Linked DNA regions of Homo sapiens: region 1 is linked to region 2. Evidence: chromatin loops called from intact Hi-C (ENCODE). Cell type or tissue: K562. All regions are shown on one strand. Links, peaks and the distances in the headings refer to the core of each region. The heading gives the core; the rest is flanking DNA. Region 1 has its middle 7.7 kb from the start of IGSF21. Region 2 has its middle 80 kb from the start of LINC01654.

Region 1 (5,378 bases), core at 125-5,124, 110 kb before region 2:
TGGCCTCAGAACCCTCTTTCCATTAATATCTATTAACATCGTGTGAGCAAGAGCTCTGGGAATCACAGGGTGGAAAATGCCGCTCTGGCCCTGAACAAGCCTCCTGATCTCTTCCTCGATATCATAGCAGTAGAAATAGTAATAATAATAACAACAACTACTGCCAATTGATGCCATTTATTGAGAGCTTACTATGTGCCAAGTGCTATACTTTGCTTGTACTATTCATTGAATTCTTTCCAGAATCTTGTAGGTCATTTCTGTGTTTAGACCATGGAATAAACAAGAATAATGAGACACTTAGAAATGCAAGCCCTGGCCTAAGGGCATAGAGTCAATAAGAGGTGAAGCTGGCATTTGAACCCAGATGATCTCTTCTAACTAGTCCCTGCTTCCAGACCCAGCCTCCCCAGTTCATCCACCCTGCTGCCGTTGGAGAGACCTTTCTCCTGCACGGTTCTCACCATGTCTGTACCTCAACTCCTCTGCTCTCTGTTTTCACAGCACTCCCTATTGTTGAAGGTCCAAGCTCTTTAGTATGCCCCTTTGGCTGCATCCTAAGCCCCCTCTGGTTTTGTCCCTCCTTCCCCTGCTCTCACTCACCTCATGCTCTGGATCATTCTATGTCCCTCCAACACTAGGGGTTTTGTTGCGTCTCTGCCTTTGCTGGTGCTGTTCTTCCTGTCTGATAGCCATCTCCCCTTCTCCAACCAACAATTCCCATTCATACATTAAGGCCAAGGTTGATAGTCACATCTGTTGGGAAGCCTTTCTTTCGCCTCCCTCAGAGTCAGGCGTAACTCACCTTTCCGATCACAGGCCAGCACCTATAACATTGTTTTATGGATCTGTGGGAATGTGACCAACATAAGGGTAGGGAACACAGCTGATTCATCTCTTTATTGACTGTGTCTGGCAGGTGGTAGGTGCTTAAGAAAGTGACTGTTGGATAAATGCAAGGAAGGAAGTTGGTTATGAGAATTACTGGGTGGGTGGATGAATGGATGGGTGGATGGATGTGAGAATGATTGTATGGATGGATATGGGAATCATTGGATGAATGGATGGATGGATGGGTGAGTGGGCAGATGAGTAATGGTAGGTGGGTGGGTGGGTTGACAGAAGGATTAGAGAAAGGATTGTTGGGTGGATAAGGGCATGGATGGAGGCATGGATAGATGAACCGAGGTTAGAAAGCATCAGCAAGATTTTTACTTTTTCCTGTATCGCTGCACTTGCTAAGTGTGAGACACATGGACCAACAGATATTAGTCATAGTTAGAACGTGCCAACAGATGTAGTCAAGTGTACCGGCTTAATGCATGGGCTCCAGAGTTGGCCTGCCTAGGCTCAAATCCCAGCTTCAGCACTCAAAAAAAAAATGACGGTTGGAAGGGAGGAAGGAAGGAAGAAAGGAAGAAAGGAAGGAAGGAAAGAGGGAAGGGGGTAGGTAGGGAGGGAGTTGCGAAGAAGGGAAGGAAGAAAGGAAGGAAGGAAGGGAGGAAAGAGGAAGGGAGGGGAGGGAGGGGAGGGAGAAGAAGGAGGGAGGGAGGGAGGAAGGAAGGAAAGAAAGGAGGAACTTCTGTAAGAACTTGTGCAAATTATTTAACGTTCCTGTGTTTCCATTTCCTCATCTGTAAAATGGGACTGGGTCTAAGAGTACCAACCTCATCAAGCTGTGTTGATTTATTAAGACAATGCTTCAAATGACATAAGCACCCAATAAACATTAGCTGTAACAACTCTTACTGAAAGCCAAGGCAGCCATACGATGCTGTAATTATCCCACACTGTGGCTCCTTCTTTTTGTCCTTAGCTTCCTGCATTCTTAAGTGGAGAGAGGTGGATAAAGACTCCCAGGGTCAAGATCTCAAGGGACTCAGATGTTGGCCATGACTCCAAATCAAAGAAAAAAGCCAATGGGAACAGAACCTGTGATTTGTTTTTCCTCTGTGGCATTTTCCAGCATTAGTCAGTCCATTCCTGGCTCTGGACTCTTGTCTCCACGATTGTCAAGACGGGGCTGGGATCTTCTGAGGTCACCCTTGGAGCGGCCTCTTTCCTCCTTTCCTGGACAAGCTGCAATATCACACATTGACAACAGGTGGCGCCATCGAATACATGATTTGTTCCGTTTTTACAACCTTTCAAGTTCAAGGGCCTATCTATATTCCGTAAAACCGAATCAGCTTCCTGTTTTACGAGTTCTTTAGGCTTTATTATATTTGCAGTGAGGCAGGCTATTACAAAACACAAATCCTTAAGCTCCTTAATTAGCCACAATTGTAGGATGGGTCCATAATACTATAGATGAGACCCAAAGCAAGACTGTCGGCTCCCTGCACTCTTGGAGGGGCATTTTGTCCCTCCTGCATAACGCAGCAATGCTCTCTTCGGTCGGTTCACGCATGTGTCTTGCCTCCCCAGGTAATAGTCCATGCTTTGGGAAGTCTGGGCCCATTTCACTTTGTTCCTTATTATCTTCCACACCTCCCCTCTCTGGCCTGGGTCACGTGGTTCTGGAGGAACCCGGAGCAAAGAAGGAAGGTCCGGCTAACCAGGCTCGTCACTCAGTTGGGAATGAAGAGGTATTTGTTACAAAAGGCCTCTGATTAATTACAAACGCCATCCGGCGAAGCCTGACAATTTCCTCAGCCTATTTTCCCTCTTGAGTTTCTAGGCCCTGAAACATTGTAGAAAATCCCCATTTGATTTATAAGATAGGGAAGTGATTTCATTTCTCTGGGCTTCACAGTTTTCATTTGTAAGAGGCAAAGGCTGGGCTGGCTTTCCGAGGCCCCTGAAAACCTATGGCTTGTCTGGGCACAAATCCACCTCCGCTTTCCTTCTCTTCATCTCTTCCTTCCTGTGCCACTATGGAAGCGATTACTCTGCACCTGGCACTGAGCTAGGACTTGGGAGACTGGCTTTCTGGAGGAGGTGAGACCTAAAGCTCTGAAGGATGCCCAAGTTAGCCAGGGAAAGAAAAGCTTTGGGGGCAGAGCTGCATGTGCAATGCCTTACAAAAGCATGCAGCAGAGATTGCCTTCCAGGAGAGAGCAGGTGGTCCAGGAAGGCTGGAACTAGGTGGTGTAGGGGGAGGAGGCTGTGAGGTTAAGCAGGATTATTGTAAACCACACAGGGCTGATGAAGGACAGTGCAGGAACAATGAAAACTGCATTGAACAAATGAGTGAGATGCACATGCCAGTTTGAGATTTGGTGACTCTCGACATTAGATCCTTCTGTACCGACCAGTTCCTTCTCAGCCCCAGAAGATGCTTCGTCATCCTTGGAGCCCTGACATCTCCACCAAGGTGCTCTTTTTCTTCCTCCTTTCTCTCTGTACTACTGATTGAAGACGAAGCAATCCCATACCCCTGCCGGTCACCTAACACTATCTCCCCTCCCTGACTTCCTTGTGTTGACTTCCACCCATGCTCAGCCTCCTGTCCTGCTCTCCATTGACCCTGGCAAGAGGATGATCCTACAAGGAGGCAATTGATGAATCAGACTGGAATGTTTCCCTGGAATGAAAGGCTATTGGGAGGCACATAGGGAAAATCACTTACCTTTCAAAGCTATCTTTTCCTGAAAAGAGTGCTAATGGACTGCTAGCACTGGGAACATAGAGGCATTGTTCATGCTTTTAATGACTTCAAAGGAAGGTGCCTAGGCACTGGGGGCATGGCAGCTGAGAGGCATAGGCTCAGCCCAATCCCTAACAGCATTACACCAGGGTCCCTAAACAAGTGGTTCTAGTGGATCACTGCTACTGCTGAGGGTTCGAATAACACACATGTTTATTGGGCTTCTCTGGACCAGGCACTGAGCTGGGTACAAGGGACACAGAAGCAAAAGGACATGGTTTGTGCCCTGAGGAGCACACAGTTGGCAAGTGTTGGTACAGAATCAAGACCACCTGAGTGCCAACATCTCAGGGCAGACAGCCTGTCTCTGCTCACCAGATCTCGTTGCCAGCAGAGCTGTACCCACTGCCTGATCCACTTACTTTCTGCTTCCCAGATGCCTCTCTCAGGCTCCTTCCCTCCTGCTGTGTCCCCAGACCTCACCTCACTCAGGCCTCCACATAAAGGAAGGACAGTTGAGCCTCCCCAGAACTGACATCTGCTCAATTCCTTGGACCTCATTTTCTGTACAAAGCACCACCCTCAACTATCCACATCCAGGTTACCTGGGTATACCCAGGGTTACAAGCTGATCAGGTTAGCCCCCTTAAAATCCTTCACTGGCTCCTCAGGGCCTGTACACTAAAGCCAGCATTCCTGGAATGGTTTACAAGGGTCTTCAGCTCTATCCTGGGTTCACTTCTGCAGCTTTGTTCACATGTTCAGTTCTCAGAGTTCACGAAGCTCTCTCTCTTGATTGCAGACCTTTCTACATGCTGCCCCCTCTGCTGAGATAGCCATCCAAGCTCCCCTCCCTCTCCCATCTCCCCTACCCTGTCCCATGCACCCCACACACATCCTTTAAGCTGGCTAATTTCTGCTCCTGCTCCAGAGCTCAGCTTTCTTTGTCATAGTTCAGGAAGCCTACATTGGATGCCTTCTCTTGGCCTTTTCAGCCTCTGTGCTTGCACCAGGGGATTAAGACTATAGTGGTCAGATGGGCAAAGTACAGGGTGGGTGTATTAGTCCATTTTGTGTTTCTATAAAGGAATACCTGAGACTGGTAATTGATAAAGAAAGAGGTTTATTTGGCTCATGGTTTTGGGGGCTGTACAAGCATGGCACCAGCATATGCTCAGCTTCTGGTGAGGCTTCAGGAAGCTCTTACTCCTGGTGGAAGGTAGAGGGGGAGCAGGAGTGCCACATGGCAAGAGAGGGAGCAAGAGAAAGAGGAGGAGGTGTCAGGCTCTTCTTAACAATCAGATCTCACAGTAACCTCAAGAGGTAGACCTCACTCACTACTTCAGGGAGGGCACCAAACACCTCCTATTAGGCCCCACTTCCAACACTGAAGATCAATTCCAACAAGAGATTTGGAAGTGACAAATATCCAAAATATATCAGGGAAGAAGAAAGGAGAAGGGAAAGAGGGAGAGAGGAAAGAAGAAAGAAAGAAAGAAAGAAAGAAAGAAAGAAAGAAAGAAAGAAAGAAAGAAAGAAAGAAAGAGAGAAAGAGAGAGAGAGAGAGGGAGGGAGGGAGGGAGAAAGGGAGGGAGAGAGAAAGGGAGGGAGAAAGGAGGGAGATAGGGACTGGGGAGGAAGAGAGAAAGGGAAAGAAGGAAAGAAGGAAGGAAGGGAAGAAAGAAAGAGAGAAAGAAAGAGAGAGAGAGAAAGAAAGGAAAGAAAGAAAGAAAGAAAGAAAGGAGGGAGGGAGGGAAGAAGGAAGGAAGAAAGGAAGGAAAGAAAGAGG
Region 2 (5,378 bases), core at 299-5,298:
ATTCCGGGCTTGGACAAGCTTGTCTCTTGCAGCAAAGTCCCCAGGATAATGCCGCCTGCTCTCCCTCCCCAGGGGGGAGCTGCTGGTCCTGAGGTCTCCCTCTGCTCGATGTCCCCTGAGTCACTTGAAAGAGTCACTTGCCTGAAAAGGCTGCGCGTGACTCCTGTGTCCTTCCTCCTGCATCCAGAGGGGTGCCCCACTGACTGCCAGTTGCAGGCTGGTTCAAGGGGCATCTCCAGGTGCTCCACAGAAAGTGTGGGCATCTCTGAGCCCAGTGAGGTTTGAGGAGAAAGTTGAAGGATGTGAGCAAGAGTTTCAGAGCCGGAGAGCAAATCTTGACCCCAGCGCTGATTCTCCTAGGAGAATCACACAGCCTCTCTGATCCTCAGTGCCTCATGGGTGAAACAAGGTAAGATGAACTCTTCAGAGGGTTCTTTTGAGGATTCACATAGTACATCTGGGAGGGCAAGATAGGTCTGCATTCAAGAAGGGGTGCAGGGGGAAGGCCCAAAAATGTCCCTCCCCCAAAAGATATCCATGTCAAATCCCAGAAACCTGTGGATATGACCTTATTTGAAAAAAGGGTCTTGCAGATGAGATTCAAGTTAAGAGATCTTGAGATGAGGAGATAATTCTGGAGTCTCCAGGTAGGCCCTAAATCCAATGACAAGGGGTCTTATAAGAGAAGACAGAGAGAGATTGGAGATGGACACAAGAGGAGAAGGTGACATGAAGATGAAGGCAGAGATTTGAGTAATGCAGCCTGATATGGTTTGGCTGTGTCCTCACCCAAATCTCATCTTGAACTTTAGCTCTCATAATTCCCAGGTGTTGTAGGAGGGACCCAGTGGAAGATAATTGAATCATGGGGGCGGTTTCCACCATACTTTTCTCATCATAGTGAGTCAGTCTCATGAGATCTGATGGTTTTATAAAGGGAAATCCTTTTCTCTTGGCTCTCATTCTCTCTCTTGCCTGCTGCCGTGTAAGATGTGCCTTTCGCCTTCTGCCATGATTGTGAGCTCTCCCCAGCCACGTGGAACTGTGAGTCCATTAAATCTCTTTTTCTTTATAAATGACCCAGTCTCAGATATGTCTTTATCAGCAGCCTAAGAACAGACTAATTCACAGCCTCACGCCAGGAAACACCAGCAACCACCGGGAAGCGGAAGACCCCAGGCACAGGATGTCCACTGGAGTCTTCAGCGGAGCACAGCCCAGCCCACACCGTGATTTCAGGTTTCCAACCTCCAGAATTGTGAGCAAACACGCTTCTGCTGCTATCACCACCCAGTCTGTGGTAGTTTGTTACAGCAGCCACAGAAAACCAACACAGGTGCTTTGGAACAAAACAAATCTGACTTTAATTTCCTGCCAGGCCATGGTAGCCAGGCTCCCCTGATAGTCAGGCCAGAGTTTCCCGACCACAGCACTGTTTTCATTTTGGGCCAGATCATTCTTTGTGGAGGGATTTCCTTGTGGGATGTACAGCTGCTTTCCTGAACACTACCCACTGGATGCCAGTAGCACCCCCTCCCCAAGTCGTGACAACCAAAAATGCCTCTAAACATTGCCAAATGTCCTCTGAGGAGACCAAATTGCCCCCAGTTGAGATGTTAGAACCATTGCTTAGGCCAGCCCATCTGCCTCCGTTTCATCAGCCGCAGAAAGAGAGCAGGGGACGGACAGTGGCGGATGTAACACTAGCATCCACCTCGTAGGACTTCCATCTCAACAACAATTTATTGAGCATTGATGTGCCAGGCACGTACTAGGCCCTGGGGCCACGGCAGTGAACTAAACAGATGTGATGTCTGCTTCATGGAGTTTACAGTCTACCAGGTTGGTCGTGCTGAGGGTAAATTGAAACAATACATTTAAATAACTAGATGCAGGCCTGACCCATCCTATGTATTCAACAATGGCTGTTTTTTAAGTTATTATTCATTTCAGTATCATTGTTAGCATAACCCTAATTAGCATCATAAGCATTTAACACAATGCCTGGCACAGAGTAGATTCCAAAATAAGATAGACATGGTAGTGATACAATAGCATGATGTGTGGACGGCGTTTAGCCCAGTGCTGGGCCCCCAGCAGATGATCCACAGATGGTAGCTTCTTTCCTCTCCTCTGGAGGTATAGAGGAAGTTAGCAGTTTTTGGACTACAGCCCAGGTCTCCTGCCTTGTAATCTGGAATAATCAGTTCTGTTGTATCATTATTTGAGTTCCCACCCAACCCTCTGTGCCAGCCAGACCTTTACAGCAATAATGATGCAAACAAATAGCACAAAATCTTGGTGGCTTACAACCGTGAGCATTTATTCTCATGCTCATGGGGCTGCAGGCTGGCTGTGGCTTGGCTGATCTAGGCTGGACCTGGCTGGGCTGCTCCACTATAGGCTGTAGATTGGGTTCAAGTCTGATCCCTGTGTGTTAATTCTTGAGCCTAGTCTGGTGAAACAGTGGTCACCCTGGGTATCTTCTTCTCCTGTTAGGTCACAAGAGCACAAGAAATCAAGCCAACCGACACATGCCTATTTAAGGCCTCTGCTTGGGTTATGTTCACTGACTTTCCATTTTCCAGAGCAAGCCACATGGCTAAGCTCCCCATCAGTGGAAAGGAGTGATAGGCATCACGGTGGGAGGAGAAGGGAAGCATGTCTGCTGATCGGTAATCTCAATGCCCCTGCTCCCTCCAGGCAAGACCCACATCCAAACACCTGAGGCTTAGGGAAATAAAACTGCAGGCTGGAGAGGAGGGGCCAGCTCCAACAGGCATGGCCAGGGCTGTGGATCCCAAAGGAAAAGAGAGAGGGAAGGGGTGAGAACAGAAACTGACTGGAGGAGCCTTGGAAGCATTTCCTTTTTCATAGGGAGAGGGTCATAAAGACAAAGGAACTGGAAGTGGTACTCAGTTCCCAAGGCCTGGACTCCACAGGTCCCGTCCCCAGGGGCTGGCTGTTCCCTTTCTCTGCCACAGGTCCAGCCTGAGACCACAGAGACTCATTCCACCAGCATCTATTATCAATATCTAATTAAATCTAATTGGGGGGACGGGAAGGGAGAGAGAAAGAACATGCAGTCAACATAACGAATAGGGTCTAGCTATGATTAATCATCCCATGACCACAAGCTGGGCGTGACTCCCAGGCCAGGAGCTAAAACCCAAGGAATCGTTCCTTTGCCGGAATTAACCCGTATGGGTCTTGGGAATCATTGGAGCAGACTCTGCATCATCACTGTGTGGTGTGATGCAAGGGTCATAGACCTCCCTTTCCCTTAAATGTCACAGCACCCAACTCTGCTGAAAGGCCACCGTCACTGGAGCATTCCCTTGGGTTCGGCGTCGCCCTCTGTAGGTAGATTGTGGAATTGCAACATCACATATCACTCTATCCTTCCTTTTGAAGAACTCCTTGTAATTTGCAGTGTTTTCATATCTACTATCCCAGATTCCTCACTAGTCAAACTTGTCAGGTATATATTGCATGCATATTATGTACCAGACACTTTGATGAGCATTGAGATACCACAGTGAACCCAAAAGACCCAGACCCTGCCTACCCCCTGAGAGCCCACTGTCTTCTGGAGAATACAGACATTTAAAAAGCCAATGATTATAGTCTGCGATCAATGCTATGCCAGGGTGCACAGCTCTCACAGGAACACAAAGACAGAACATCGGTCGTTAGAGAGGGCTTCCTGGAGGAGGTGACATCTAATGAGACCTCAGTAATGACTGGGTGTCAGCCAGATGAAGTAATTGGAGGAAGGGTCAGAAGAGGAGAGGGAGTCCATAGTGTGTGGCAGGCAGAGAATATGATTGCAGAGTCATCAAGACCTCATATTTCAAGTGCCCAGCCCAGATGCAGCACACAGTAGGAACTGAGGTGTCAGCTGTCTTTGCCCTTATGTTTATACCTATCAATCAAACTCCCAGCTGCCCTTTGAGTTGGATGGGGCCAGGACTTGCACCCTCATTCATCCATGTGGGGAAATGACACATCAGAGGAAGTGGGACCTGCCCATAGCCACAGAGTGAGCTAGTGGGGGTCTGGCCTTACCCAGGGAGGCTGTGCCCAGTGCAGTCAGGAATACTGATCACAGGGGTCAGAGGGCTTGGGTAATCATGATGGCTCTTCCATTAAACACCTGCTTCTCCTCAACTGGCTGCTTCCTGTCTCTGGCCTTGGAGTCTCCAATTGGAACATGGATGGAAGCAGAACTGAAGGAGCAGGGTCCCTTCCAGCCCTGACGTTCTGAGATGCTAAGACGCCTTGTGAACAAGGATGATTCTGAGGCTGCTGTGAAAAACCGAGCCTGACCCTGACACTCTCCCACCCACCCTGGTTGGGTGGTGGGGATTTCCTCCACCTCTCTCCACTTCCTCTGATGCAGCAGGAAAGAGGGGCAGGTCAAGGTCTCTGGGAGGCAAAGTCACGCCATCTTGGCCAGGTCATCAGCCTGGCATATTGGAAATAAACTACTGTTCAACAAACCATAGTGCCCATTCTAGCACTGCCCACTATTACTGGGTGGCCCAATACAATCTCCTAACCTTTCCAAGCCTCAGTTTCCCCATTTTATATGCAGAAAGTCATTGCCACTTTTCTCCCTCCCAAGGTTCTTTTGAAGATTGACAAATGTATGAGATGGCTGAAGGGCCAGCACCTCCCTAAACAACCTGGGATAATCTGGCAAGATCTGCCCTCTTCCTTCTGCCACCGCAGGCCTTGGTTTTGTCCCTTTGACTGCTCAAGGGATACCTCTGCCAGTGACTTCATGAACAGAAAAGTCAAGACAAAGCCCTCAGCTCCCAGGGGCTGGGGGTCGGGGCAGTGGAAAGTAGATAGAGGGCATCTCACTCAAAGTCTACACTAGAAAGGGGCGGAGACAACAGCTACCCTTGGATTGGGGAGGCCATGGAGAATCCGATGGACTATTCCTCTGCTATTCCTCATGACCAGGGTCCTTGAGTGTCCCCGGGTCACCCCAACATCTGATGCATCTGGTTGAAAAGATTCAGCTTGCCTTCCAGATGTGACCATTGGCCACTGGACATCTGGCTCTCTGAACACTCCTGGCAGCATGGAGGGACAAAACAGTTCATTTTCCCTAGCACTTTTTCATCCAGATGTGTGGCAGTCTATACAGAGCACACATCTGGAGAACCAGAGACAAACTTTCCTATTGAAGCCAATGAATAAACATGCAGAACCTAGACTGTGGGGAACGGAAGCAGCCATCTGCCTTACACTGATCAACCATGAACCACTCACTGTCTCCCCTCTCCCAGCCCTTCGCCCATTCTTCACTGTCTCCTCCCTGCCTCTGCCAACTCCTCTGTGCCAAGGGTGGTCAAGAAATGTCAGAG

The links. Hi-C counts contacts between places; a loop is a spot of excess contacts. Peaks named below come from ENCODE experiments on the same cell type or tissue, not always from the same donor. Only the 100,000 strongest peaks of a DNase experiment are listed, where the experiment ranks them.
Region 1: it touches region 2 in a loop (2.6-fold over the local background); 14 of 110 quality-filtered maps call a loop at or near these places.

Annotation. Positions count from the first base shown.
Region 1 is chr1:18,097,396-18,102,773 of GRCh38, reverse strand. No RefSeq gene overlaps it. Among named protein-coding and RNA genes, the nearest start is that of IGSF21, 7.7 kb to the left of the region's middle. RefSeq lists an enhancer at 3,328-3,850. In K562, for the core only: a CTCF peak has its summit at 2,096 (motif pointing right); a DNase peak (open chromatin) is centred at 2,053.
Region 2 is chr1:17,982,675-17,988,052 of GRCh38, reverse strand. No RefSeq gene overlaps it. Among named protein-coding and RNA genes, the nearest start is that of LINC01654, 80 kb to the left of the region's middle. In K562, for the core only: a CTCF peak has its summit at 3,367 (motif pointing left); a DNase peak (open chromatin) is centred at 3,332.